Regions from separate parts of the Homo sapiens genome. Here all the other regions are linked to region 3. A link is a contact called in ENCODE Hi-C or POLR2A ChIA-PET data. All regions are on one chromosome and are shown on one strand. Each heading gives the region's core, a stretch centred on a gene start or an enhancer-like site at or near the end of the contact. The rest is flanking DNA. Distances are from core to core; before and after follow the strand shown. Region 1 has its middle 62 kb from the start of TLR5. Region 2 overlaps DISP1 (dispatched RND transporter family member 1). Region 3 has its middle 110 kb from the start of TLR5.

Evidence for each region. A loop is a pair of places that touch in the nucleus more often than their neighbours do. ChIA-PET counts read pairs that join two places held with the same protein, here RNA polymerase II (POLR2A). Pooled maps may share reads with other maps.
Region 1: a map of heart right ventricle shows a loop between it and region 3 (3-fold over the local background). The contact joins two enhancer-like sites. A Hi-C loop is called at or near these places in 9 of 168 maps with a recorded cell type or tissue (Caco-2, HepG2, PC-9 and 5 more) and 7 of 50 pooled maps. POLR2A ChIA-PET finds 5 or more read pairs at or near these places in 2 of 52 experiments (H1 and WTC11).
Region 2: a loop to region 3 is called in a map of DLD1, with 4 times the contacts of the local background. The contact joins two enhancer-like sites. A Hi-C loop is called at or near these places in 1 of 168 maps with a recorded cell type or tissue (DLD1). POLR2A ChIA-PET finds 5 or more read pairs at or near these places in 3 of 52 experiments (H1, K562 and naive thymus-derived CD4-positive, alpha-beta T cell).

Annotation. Positions count from the first base shown.
Region 1 is chr1:223,078,794-223,082,998 of GRCh38, reverse strand. No RefSeq gene overlaps it. Among named protein-coding and RNA genes, the nearest start is that of TLR5, 62 kb to the left of the region's middle. RefSeq lists an enhancer at 3,873-4,205. Within about 2 kb of position 1,643, at least 25 of the 41 ENCODE cell types and tissues checked have a DNase peak (open chromatin) inside an H3K27ac peak, as active enhancers do; they include heart right ventricle, where a contact is called at or near this core.
Region 2 is chr1:222,992,348-222,996,474 of GRCh38, reverse strand. DISP1 (dispatched RND transporter family member 1) reads right to left here. Exons shown (of 9, transcript NM_001377229.1): 8 at 1,493-1,590. Among named protein-coding and RNA genes, the nearest start is that of TLR5, 150 kb to the left of the region's middle. Within about 2 kb of position 1,799, at least 5 of the 41 ENCODE cell types and tissues checked have a DNase peak (open chromatin) inside an H3K27ac peak, as active enhancers do.
Region 3 is chr1:223,029,443-223,033,331 of GRCh38, reverse strand. No RefSeq gene overlaps it. Among named protein-coding and RNA genes, the nearest start is that of TLR5, 110 kb to the left of the region's middle. RefSeq lists enhancers at 1,852-2,609, 2,610-3,367, 3,368-3,889. Within about 2 kb of position 1,416, at least 7 of the 41 ENCODE cell types and tissues checked have a DNase peak (open chromatin) inside an H3K27ac peak, as active enhancers do; they include heart right ventricle, where a contact is called at or near this core.

The DNA.
Region 1 (4,205 bases), core at 394-2,893, 49 kb before region 3:
AAGGTAACAAGGTGGCCAGGCCAGGTCAAGTACAAACAGGGCTAGATGCTGAATTTACGTGTGACATGCATTGCAATATTCATTTCTTCTTTGTTCCACAGAGACTGCAGGCAGCAGGGTAGCCTTTCCAGGTGCTATAAAGAGTCATTTCTCTGGGACCCAGACTTCAGTCTGAGTATCTTCGCAGCAGATGTGTCCTGTGGGTGGTACCACTTGGTGTCACACCCTCCATCCCATGCCTGCAGCTCCTTCTACAGCACTCAGCTCTGTGCACATCTTGGCATTATCTGGGTCTGCCTCTCTCTGTTTTCCCTGTGGCCTGGTGTCCCTCTGCGGGTGCCCAGTCACACACCTGCACGGGGGGAGGGCCACACACCGTGGACAGCAGTGGAAAGAGCACTGGGCTTAAAGTCAAGGGACTGGGCTGAAGGAGTTCGGGAAGTGCCACCCAAACACGGTATGCCAGCTACCTTGAACCGAAGGCACTGGGCAGCACAGGATGCAGGCGGAGGCTTGCTCTGAGCTGCCTTTGTCTGCCTAAAGACGGACCCTCCAAAGGGACCTCAATTATCATGAATCCCCCTCCCCAGGAAATTCATGAGCCAGGGGAGACTCGCATCACAGCAGAGGGGACTGAAGGTTGATGCCATGCCCAGGCCAACTTTGTCATAGGCTACCCATATTCTCCCAAGGGCCCATTCATCTTTCCCCAAATCATTCATTCTCCCCATGGCACCTCCATCCCCTCTCCTGCCTCCGCGGTGAGTCAGGCGCATAAGCTTCTAGGTCTCTCATTGGTTTGGAGATATTCACTTTTCTTTCCCATGATGCATCCATGTGCATAATAAATGTGGTCACCCTTCCTCCTGCTAATCCGCCTGCTGTCAGTTTATTCCATAGACTCCATTATGGAGCACTCAGAGGGTAAGGTTTCCCCTCTTCCACGGAGCCTTGCTGAGCCTCAGTTTCCCTATGAGGCAGGCATACTTCACCATCTCCTTTCAGGCTGGATATTCATTCTAAGGCCACACATGAATATGAGAATATTCAGGCCTTTTAGGTAGAATATTCTAAGAATCTTAAACGATGGTACCTCTTAGTGGAAGCAGTATTCTGACAAACCAATGGGGCAGGGAGGGTGGGAAATGGTGTTTTATGGTCACTCTGGGACCCCAGGCAAGGTAATCCTAATGGAAGCTCAGGCTTTTGGGGCGGGCTTTTTTTTTTCCTGTCTACGAATGGAAACATGAAGCAGATTTCGCAGTATCTCCCAGGGAACTGGACAGTCTACTTTGGGGCCGGCGCAGAAGAGATGACCCCTGACCACCTCCCGGTGTGCTGGCTGCGGCTGGACCCGAGGGCGCGTCCTCCCGAGCCTCTGCGGCTACTCTTCTCGCCGCCCCCAGGTGGTGCTGCAGGACCACAGCCTCGAGGCTCCTCCGCCCCAGGTGCCCGCCCGGCAGCCCCAGACCTGCCTGGATTTACTCCCTTCAGCGGGAGGAGACACCAAGAGGCCGACGCGTAAATTCCAGGCCTGGCCTTCTTCCAGCGCTCCAAAACCTTCTGGAGCCTTCTCAATCAATAGACTCAAAGGCTTTTAGCGTGTCCCTGCCACTTGACGTCAGAGGTGACACGGGTCTGTGAGCCTGGCTGCTGGAATTCACACTCAGCCAACACCCAGCTCGGGGCTGTTCCCCTTGAGCCTGTCCCAGTGCCCGGAGGGGCCTCTTTCCCTCATTCCTCCCCTTCTAGAAACCCTAGACACAGCGCCAACACCACACCCGGAGGCGCCGGCCTCAGGGGAGAAACCACAGTATACACACACCACACATACTATGTGTACACACACTACACAGTGGACACCCACCACACGCACAATACACATGCACGACACCCTGCACACACGTGCCACAGGTCAGCCTGGAAGCACGATCACAGAATGGGAGTCCTGTGGTGAAATCCTCGCTGATCTAGAAACAGCTGCACGGCCGCCCTTCCCGGGGAGAGTCCCAGGTCCTCAGAAGAGCCCCAAGTTGCAGCCCGGCCCATGCCTACCTGCAGCCCTGCAGCAGCAACACACCTGGAGGCAGAGAGAACTTTGGAATATGCTAGAAAGCCAGTAAGCGCACATCTCCTCAGAGCTTTGCTACTTTTGTCAAGAGTTCCATGCTACTTTATGAGGTAATGGAAAGACAAGGTTAAAGCTGATTGAGCTCAAGCTACATCTTTTACATGTTAAGGGCCCTCATTGGACCCTGACCCTGGCTACTCATGAGGGAGACTTTTCCTCCCTCTCCTGTGGGCCTGTGTGAGCCAGGCATGGAGCTTTGCCTGGGCACTGGTCCTTCCCCCCCAGGGCTGTGAGGGCAGGATCCATGGCCCTGGCAGAGTGAGGCTGGGGCCGGCATTGGAGCCTGAGGGGCAGGAGACCCCAGAGAGTTCCTCCGGAGCAGCACAGGGTGGGCATTGGGGTCAGAGCCTGTGGCCTTCAAACCTGGTTGCTCACACTACTGCTTCTCAGTACAGCCAAGGTGGTGCACGAATCCAAGAGAAAAGGTGAACGGAGAAGCCCGGTCCTGTGGGCCAACCCCAGGGAATGCGCTTCTTGGAGAACTGGGAGGCCTGAGCCCTGTCCTGTGGCTGGGGACAGTCCAATCTGTGATGCAGTAGATGCTGGGGGCCTCACGGAGGGCTCTGAGCTGAGGGTCCTTTCCACCCCCAGCCCAACCTCAGGGCCAAGAAAAGAAGGTGCTCAGTGACCCCGCACGAGCTCTTTCCCGGGTGCGCGAATTTCATGCAGTTATATTAAAATAGAAATACTCAAAGCCGCTTGGACCCAACTGACTAGCTGGGCATTAACATGGTGCCTAGGTAGGTAGGGCCTTCCTGGATTCCAGCTGTTGGACCCTTTTCTCAACAATGCTTACTTACACAAGCAACTAGGGATTGGCCCCCAAAATGAGGATTGCTGGGACTTGCAAATGATAATTGTCACCAAATAGGGTCTGGATAATTAGAATGAAGGATGATTAAAAGCGTGAGGAATCTTGGAAGTTTAAAGAGTCCAGCCTCTCCACGAGTGTAGGAATTCATTCTCATTCTCCCGGCAGGGATGATCCGGCCTCTGTGTGAACACTTCTAGGGACAGGGCACCCCCTTTTGGAAATCAGACCACTCCAGTATTAAAGAGTTTATTATTCACTCCTGCGTGGGCGTAAAATCTGCCTTCTGAGACTTTGGCCTGCGGGTCTGAATTCCACCTCTGAACCTCCAGAGAGGAGCCTTCCCCTCCCACTCAGCAGGTCACCCATGTCTCTGTCACTGACCACTGTCCACAAAGGGGCTGTTTAAGAGGGCAAGGGTGAGTTGGCAGCTACTTGGATCAAGGCGACCTGCCACACTCATTCTGGGGAAGTCACCAGAGTACATGGCCGAGGCTGGAAGGCAGATGTTTGAGTCTGTCAGAGTCTGTGCATTGACAGGATCCAAAAGCCTGGGGCAGCAGATGAGAGGTTCACAGCTGCTATGTACCCCTCCCCACGTGGAAAGGCAGACACAGGGGGACCCGTGGCCCTCACGTAGAATGCGTGGTCTCCAATGGTGGCCTTGGACCCCTCTTCCCCTGTGATCAGCCCCAGCAAGAAGCGAGGCTGTCCCCCTTCCCCCTGTGTCGAGCCATAGAAGGAGCAGCAGTCCTGGGCCCAGCCTTTAGCAGTCCTGGCAGTTTCCTCTTTCTCTTGGGAAAAGCCAGCGACCACACTGTAAAGCAGCGCTGATGAGTCTCCTGAACAGTGAGCACACATGTAGGGTAGAAGCTTCAACTCTCCTCTACCTGACCATCTTCAGTCATCATCCATGCCCCAGTTGTACCACGGCTGGTGCCAGCACAGCCCTGCAACCCTCCTGCTTCTGCTCAGGACTCCACTGCCTGCTGCTCCTAAGCCCCTCTGCTGGCTGCACTGCCCAAGCCGGAACCTGGCTGGGGGCCTCCCTCCTCCCTCTGGCCTCTTCTCCCCAGCCTGGAATGGCCCAAGCCCTGATGGAGGAATAAACGTTCCAGCAGCCAGAGCTGGAGAAACATCTGAACGAGGTCACAGATTGGCGTTGATGGATGGACCCCCAGGTTTCCTGAGGGCCTCATAATTTTTTTTTTTTTTTTGAGACAGTCTTGCTCTGTTGCCCAGGCTGGAGTGCAGTGGCGCCAT
Region 2 (4,127 bases), core at 550-3,049, 37 kb after region 3:
TGAACTGTACTCATCCAAGGTGAGATTATAAAGTAACCAGACTGGCTTAGCTTCTCTTAGCTTAATTTATCATCCGTGTAAAATGCATTGTAAATTCCAAGGTCACAGATCCACTGTGAGTGATGTACAAGTACCCAGCATAAAGTCTTGCACATAGTAAATTTCGCTACACATTTACAACTTTAGAGTTAATTTTCTGTATAAGAAGTATCCTAATGCATGACAAAGAGAAATAGGTTCATAGCCTTCAAATAAGGAACTGATAGCTGTAGAAGAGAAGAAAACATCACAAATAAAAATTGATCACCAATTAAGAAACTTTGGTCTATTTATAGATCGTTTGTGGCTTTGGTCTATGTGAAAGGAAGATAGCACTGACAGAAAATCCTGATACCTCAGTCGATTGGAAAGTCATTTTCAAAATGTACAAACAGCCTCTTAGAATGAAGGATGGGGTAAATCTGGGAGGTCTGGGACCAACTAACTAGGTTACCTGGTTAAGATACTTAGTTCTTAGAAGGTACTCATGTTAGTACAATGAGACTGCTGGTTTGGGTGATCTCTTCTTTCCTTTCTACTGCCTATTTCATTAAGAAATTTCCCTGTTGACCGAACAGGTGATTGCATGAGGTGGTCAGGCTAGCTCTCAGCACGGCACATGATTCGATTTTTTAACCAGTCATTTTACATTTTAGAGTTATGCTGAGAACACAAAGAGTTCCTTTTATGCTGGTTGCTATGCTTGGACAAGTTCATTAGTGACATCAGATAGCAGTTTCTATTTAGAGAAACTATCTCTGAACATATGAAATTGACAGCTCTTCCAAACCCAGAAGCTCACTACATTTTCTGATGCGGACATGTTTTTGGCTGTAGAGAAGACTGAGAGACAAAGCGCCTGTCTTCTTGCATCCCGGTGTCTCCCGAAGCAGCAAGGTGTTTAGCATTCAGGGCAGTTTGGATTGGATTACTGTGGTCATTTACATAGATACTGTATTTATGCTCTTTGATGTCCCCTTTCCCAGCCTGCTCCCTAAATTTCCCTTTGAGGTCACTGGCCCAAATGACCCAGTGATTGCCAGAGAGGCAGGCATTTCATTGCACAATTAAGATGCTGACAACTGCCTCAGGGCAGGAAATAGGGAACAATGAAACTAGGTTAGGAAATAAAAATACAACAAAAGAAGAAAAACAGTCTTAAATATTATACTGAAAAGAAATACTATGTGAAATAACAGAAAACACCATCAACAGCCAGAGATCATGAATGGGAAAGAAAAAGGAAGATGGTATGTTTTAAAGTTGAAGGAAACACGGACACTTTGATCCTGGGATCTGAAAGAATGCAAAGCTGGCCTGCTGGAGTTTACTCCTCAGTAGGTAAGCCTCTGAAGTACTTTCATCTGATCAGAAACCAGGGTCAGCAGTAAAAGGAGTTTCAATAATACAACCTTATTTGTGCTAAGGAGATTTTAGTTTTTATCTTACATACCCTGGAATTATCTACATTGCACATTGATTTAATTGCAGGTAAATTCCATAATGTCTCCCCTCCAGATGAAGTAAATACCACTCTGGAATATCGGTCACCTGGTGATATGAAAAAAAAAAGGAAAGAAAAAGGTTTATAAATTATTCATTTATTTCATAAGACTCAGGATTTGGAAATAATTCAAACTGGGAAACCACATGGATGATTCATTAGCAGCAGGAAATTCTTTCCTTTGATAAATTCCAGGAGAAAATGTTAAAAGAAAAAAAAAAGCAATGCCATAATATTGTCTTAGCGCAAAGCCTTTGTCTACTCACTACATCTTAAAATTGTATGAATTATATAGCAAATCTATTTTTGGTCAGACTATAGGAAGAAAAATCCACAGGAATTTACAACAGGAAACGAATTGAATATATCCCTCTTAATTTCACAACACATCACCCTAATACAAAAAGATGCACTAGGGAATACCAAGAATGGATTATAGGGATGTTCTCCCTGGCAGCTAACTAGAGAGGAGAGATGGTGGGTGATCTATTTAAAATCGCTAAAAACAGCCAACTAAGTACAGAATGCTGGCCACATTCTGGTCGAGTACATGGTCTCTCTGGTACACTAGAGGCTAGAAAAAATATTTTGAAAATCAGATTAACAAAAAAATATGTTTCTGAATAAGGGAGGTTGTATGATATACCAGAAAGAGCATGCATGGTCTTTAAAGTCAGATTAGGATATAACCAGGTCCTGTCATTTACTAGCTACGTGACCTTAGGCAACTAACAACTTCTCTGAGCCTTGGTTCTTCATTTGTAAAATGCAGACAGCAATATCTATCTCAAATAGCTGTGAGAATTAAATGAGATAATAATAGATGCCCAACAATATTGTTTCTGTATCCTCAGAACAGAAACAATATGAACCACGTATTAAAGAATATGAACCACATAAAACAAAGAAGATTAATTTTATGATAGTTAAAATGTCTAATTGTGCTAACAAATAAGCTGGTAAATTTATGAATAAAGCTTTATTATAAAAGTTTTTATTTATGATCATGAAGTTTTGGCTATTATCTCATGTTGACTGATTTTGGAGAGCAAAATCAGCCTGGTAGAAACTGAAGCATTTCATTTACATAGAGCTGGTAATGGCTTTAGTCAAGGCAGAATCTACTTATGAGACAGCATTTACTGTTGACTATTGAAATGTAATGTTTTTCCTGGTTAAGATCATAACTAACAGATGTTGGTTAAGCAATAATATATACTAATACTTTGATTGAGAGAAATAAACCAGCCAGAACATGCAAGTAACCAGAGTTCAATTTCCTAATGTTTTTTAAGAGAAGAGACAGAAAAGGAAACATGTATTGCTTCCTGGGATCAGTATAAGGTTCTGCCTCATCTCCTACTATCTATTACTATACAGAGTAAGTGATCAAAATAAAGACCCTGAGACTTGGTAAACTCCAGAAACATCAAAGATCCAATCAGGTCATCTAGTGTTCTAATAAGACAGGAAAAAATACATTTAAGAGGGATTTTCAACACCAACAGCAAAAGCTGAAATCAAAAGAGCTTTAATGTTAATATTCACTTAATTAAAAATTATACTATCCACAATTCCTCAATCCTAATCACTATGGCTAATCAATGGCTTACATACTTATATTCATGTCCTCTAGGCTGTGCCTTCCTTCTTCTCTGGCAGCTGCAGAGTAATCAGGCTGACTCCATGTTACAGCAAATTTTGGGTAGTGAATTTGTTGCCAACATTTAGAGAATTAATGGCTCCACATTCAAATCTGGATTCTTGGCCAGGTGCGGTGGCTCATGCCTGTAATCCCAGCACTTTGGGAAGTCAAGGCGGTATGGTCACCTAAGTTCGGGAGTTCGAGAGCAGCCTAACCAACACGGATGGAGAAACCCCGTCTCTACTAAAAATACAAAATTAGCCAGGCATGGTGGTGCATGCCTGTAATCCCAGCTACTCGGGAAGGCTGAAGCAGGAGAATCGCTTGAACCTGGGAGATGGAGGTTGTGGTAAGACAAGATTGCGCCATTGTACTCCAGCCTGGGCAACAAGAGCGAAACTCTGTCTCAAAAAAAAAAAAAATTCTGGGTTTTTGACCTCTGGCAAGTTCTTGCAACATTTGGGCCCTCATTTCTAGAACCCCATCTTTTGTCGCGGCTAAGTAGCAGCCGATTTCTTTCGACAGGGCAGATGTTCCTTAGTGTTCCACAATCACCATCACTTCTCCTGTCACACCTAGCTAGCTTTATTCACTTGGATTATATGCCAGGCCCCTGAGGCATTCAAACTTTGAACCTCTAGACTTTATTTTTTTCACCTCTCTACCTCTACTGCCTAGTGATGAGGTAACACACAGAAGGCTCTTAATATAGTATTGCTTTTTGAATGAATCAGAACTTTAAGCCATTTTCTGATTCACTTTAGAATGAATTGGAACTTTAAATAATTTTTTAATAATTCAACAGATTATTTCAAGGTTCAATGCAAAAATATGTACCTGTACTTGATCTAGAAATAAATAGTACAAGGAATTTTTAAAAAGACTTGAAATGTTGGGCAAGGTCAAGAATTTCATTAGATTTATATCTTCCTTAAAATA
Region 3 (3,889 bases), core at 167-2,666:
CAAATGCTTTAGATATTTCATTTGTTCTCATTGATAGGTACTTCAAACAGCCCATCAAAATGCCCAAACTCAGAAATACTGTCTTATAATCAGATAAACTAATTGCACTTGAATAGTTAATTCCTGCTGATAGCACAACCTAAGTCAGTGTTTTAAAATACTCTGTTTATAAGGCCTATGACATGCCCCCTTAAAAGTGTGACAGGAAAGGGGTCCTGATCCAGACCCTAAGAGAGGGTTCTCGATCTCGCACAAGAAAGAGTTCAGGGCAAGTCCATAAAGTGAAAGCAAGTTTATTAAGAAAGTAGAGGAATAAAAGAATGGCTGCTCCATAGACAGAGCAGCACCAAGGGTTGCTGGGTGCCCATTTTTATGGTTATTTATTGATTATATGCTAAACAAGGGGTGGGTTATTCATATCTTCCCTTTTTAGACCATAGAGGGTAACTTCATGACGTTGCCATGGCATCTGTAAACTGTCATGGCGCTGGTGGGAGTGTAGCAGTGAGGATGACCAGAGCTCACTCTCGTTGTCATCTTGCTTTTGGTAGGATTTAGCCGGCTTCTTTAATGCAACCTGTTTTATCAGCAAGGTCTTTGTGACCTGTATCTTGTGCTGACCTCCTATCTCATCCTGTGACTTAGAATGCCTTAACTGTCTGGGAATGCAGCCCAGTAGGTCTCAGCCTCATTTTACTCAGCCCCTATTCAAGATGGAGTTGCTCTGGTTCAAACACCTCTGACAAAAGCAATAATGCAGTGAGACTTATAATGTCCCTTGTCAGGACACGCTGGCCTTTCTAACGGATTTTATAGAACCCCTGGATCTGGGCACTGTGGCAGACCAGAAGTTGAGGCCTAAGCACAAGGCTAAGTGTCTCATCCAATCCTCTCAGCAAGCCTGTGAGGTGGGCACTATTATTATCCCCACTTTACAGATGAAGAAACTGAGGCCCAGAGAGGTTAAGGAACTGAGGCAAAGTCACACAGCTTGTAAGTGGACGGGCTGGGTATGAGTCAGGCTGTCTGTCCACAGAATCTGCACTAGAATCCACAGCCCAGGAGGATTAAGTAGGGGAGAGCCTGAGCAATGCCTGGACCAGGAGGCCTGGAGGGATGCTGATCTTGACTTTCACTTTCCACAATAGGGTAAGAGCATTTGCTTCCTGGAAGGAAGGGTCAGGATGTGAGGTTTAAGAATACAAGGACTTTGCCCCCATTCCTAGGGAGGAAGAAAGATGCAAGGAAGTTACAGGAAAAGAGGTGATCAGACTCTGTTGGCCACTTGGATTTTTTTAGCAACTGCTACAGGGTGGGGCTTATTCATTCCCCAGGGCCATCAGTGGATTTGACGTCTTCCTAAACGTGTGCCTCAGAGCATGAGCGAGGCTGCCTGAGGATCCAAGAGAGGACTGCTGCCAGTGACTCACTCCCAATAACTCGAGGCCCGCACCTCCACCCAGAACTGATGAGGGAAACAAACCAACCCACGTGAACACCATCGTCGGCACCAGGAATGGAAGTCAATGCCAGGGAGGACTTGGGCCAGAGGAGGCTGTCCAAGCTGAGGATACATCCACACCCTTCTCTGCTGCTTTTTAACCAATAAGATTGAACATCTTTGGTGTGGAAAGGACACTTTTTGTCCAACTTTGCCCAGAGGCAGAGAAGTGAGCCCTAGGGCTTCCAGCCCAGGACTCTGCCTAGGCCGGGATCCCATTGCTCCACTCACTCCAGGCCAGCCAGGTCTCAAGGCATTTCCCATGGGGAGTTTCACCCCAGTGCCCATTTCCCATTCACCACAGCCTAGAAGGAGCGGTCATCGATCTACCCCAAGCAGCCTGCAGCTTCCCAGCTCCCAAATCTACCACCTCCCTTTTTGCTTCAAGGCAGAGGTGTCATCGATCTACCCCAAGCAGCCTGCAGCTTCCCAGCTCCCAAATCTACCACCTCCCTTTTTGCTTCAAGGCAGAGTCTCCCCTGACCTCCCCTCTGACCACCGTCAACCCACAGAGGCCACTGCATTGCTTTAGGGGCTTTACCATATCTGTGAATTGTGCAGTAACATCTGTCAGTTGCTTCTGTTCTCTAGTTGTTTCTGTTATGCTCGTTGAATATGCATGAGAAGTAAAGGGTTGAAGTGTTCTGCTCTCTGTGCCTCCTCTAAAAGCTTAATCAATGGTGGTGTTTACATGTAAGAGTGAGAGAGGGCACGTGTGAGCCAATGAGGTTGGGTGCCATTTCCTCATCTAGACCAATGCTTCTTTCCTTGCCTGCAGGTTAGAATCACCCCGGAACTTTCAAAAACCCTGATGCCTGGACACATCCCGACCAATTACATCAAAATCCACGCGGAGGGACCCAGGCACGAGTATGTTTCAAGCTCCCCAGCCAAAGCTGAAAAGCAGCACACAGGCTCTGCTTCTGAAACCACCTTTGCAAAAAGCATATCAGTGAGAAAAATTGTAACAGTGAGTTGAGCTAACCCACTCCCCATCTTGCCTTTCCCTTAATTATTCCTGGGCTTTTGGGCTGAGCTAACATTGGAAGCCATTTAGGTTATAGTTTAAATGATAATAGCCCTTCCCCCAGATTCAACCAGCTTTGTAAAGGTAATGAAAGGCCATCAGTCTGGGGGGCAGAAAGCAGCCTGATCCTGCTAAGATGCAGACGTAAATTGCCAGCCATTCCTGCAGATAACACCACTATTGTAGATTAGCCTTTGAGATATCTTTTCCAGTGTTTTGCATGTCTGACACTGATGATTGCACCTGAACCTGCCAGACTGCTTCTGTGGCCCCACACAGGAGTGATTCCGCTTAGGAGGACAGCTTCTACCTGCTGTGGTTTCATCTCTGCCTCAACCAATCAGGAGCAAGTCTAGCCACCCCCACCCCTTCCCCACACTGCCTTTAAAAAACCCCTGACCTACAAGTTTTGGATGAGATTGATTTGAGTACTAACCCAATCTCCCATGTTGCGTGGCCAGGCTCTTGTCTATTAAACTCCTCTTTACTGCTGTGACAGGAAAATAAACCTTGGGACCCCCAAGTCACTAAGCTAAAGGGAAAAGTCAAGCTGGGAGCTGCTTAGGGCAAACCTGCCTCCCATTCTATTCAGTCAACCCTCTACTCACTGAGATAGATACGTATCTGATTGCCTCTTTTGGAAAGGCTGCCAGGCCTCTGAGCCCAAGCCAAACCATTGCATCCCCTGTGACTTGCCCATATATATACGCCCAGATGGCCTGAAGTAACTGAAGAATCACAAAAGAAGTGAATATGCCCTGCCCCACCTTAACTGATGACATTCCACCACAAAAGAACTGTAAATGGCCGGTCCTTGCCTTAACTGATGACATTACCTTGTGAAAGTCCTTTTCCTAGCTCATCCTGGCTCAAAAAGCACCCCCACTGAGCACCTTGCGACCCCCACTCCTGCCCACCAGAGAACAAACCCCCTTTGACTGTAATTTTCCTTTACCTACCCAAATCCTATAAAACAGCCCCACCCTTATCTCCCTTCGCTGACTCTCTTTTCGGACTCAGCCCGCCTGCACCCAGGTGAAATAAACAGCCATGTTGCTCACACACAGCCTGTTTGGTGGTCTCTTCACACGGACGCGCATGAAATTTGGTGCCGTGACTCGGATCGGGGGACCTCCCTTGCTAGATCAATCCCCCGTCCTCCTGCTCTTTGCTCCGTGAGAAAGATCCACCCACGACCTCAGGTCCTCAGACCAACCAGCCCAAGGAACATCTCACCAATTTTAAATCAGGTAAGCGGCCTCTTCTTACTCTCTTCTCCAACCTCTCTCACTGTCCCTCAACCACTTTCTCCTTTCCACTCTTCAATCTCTCCCTTCTCTTAATTTCAATTCCTTTCATTT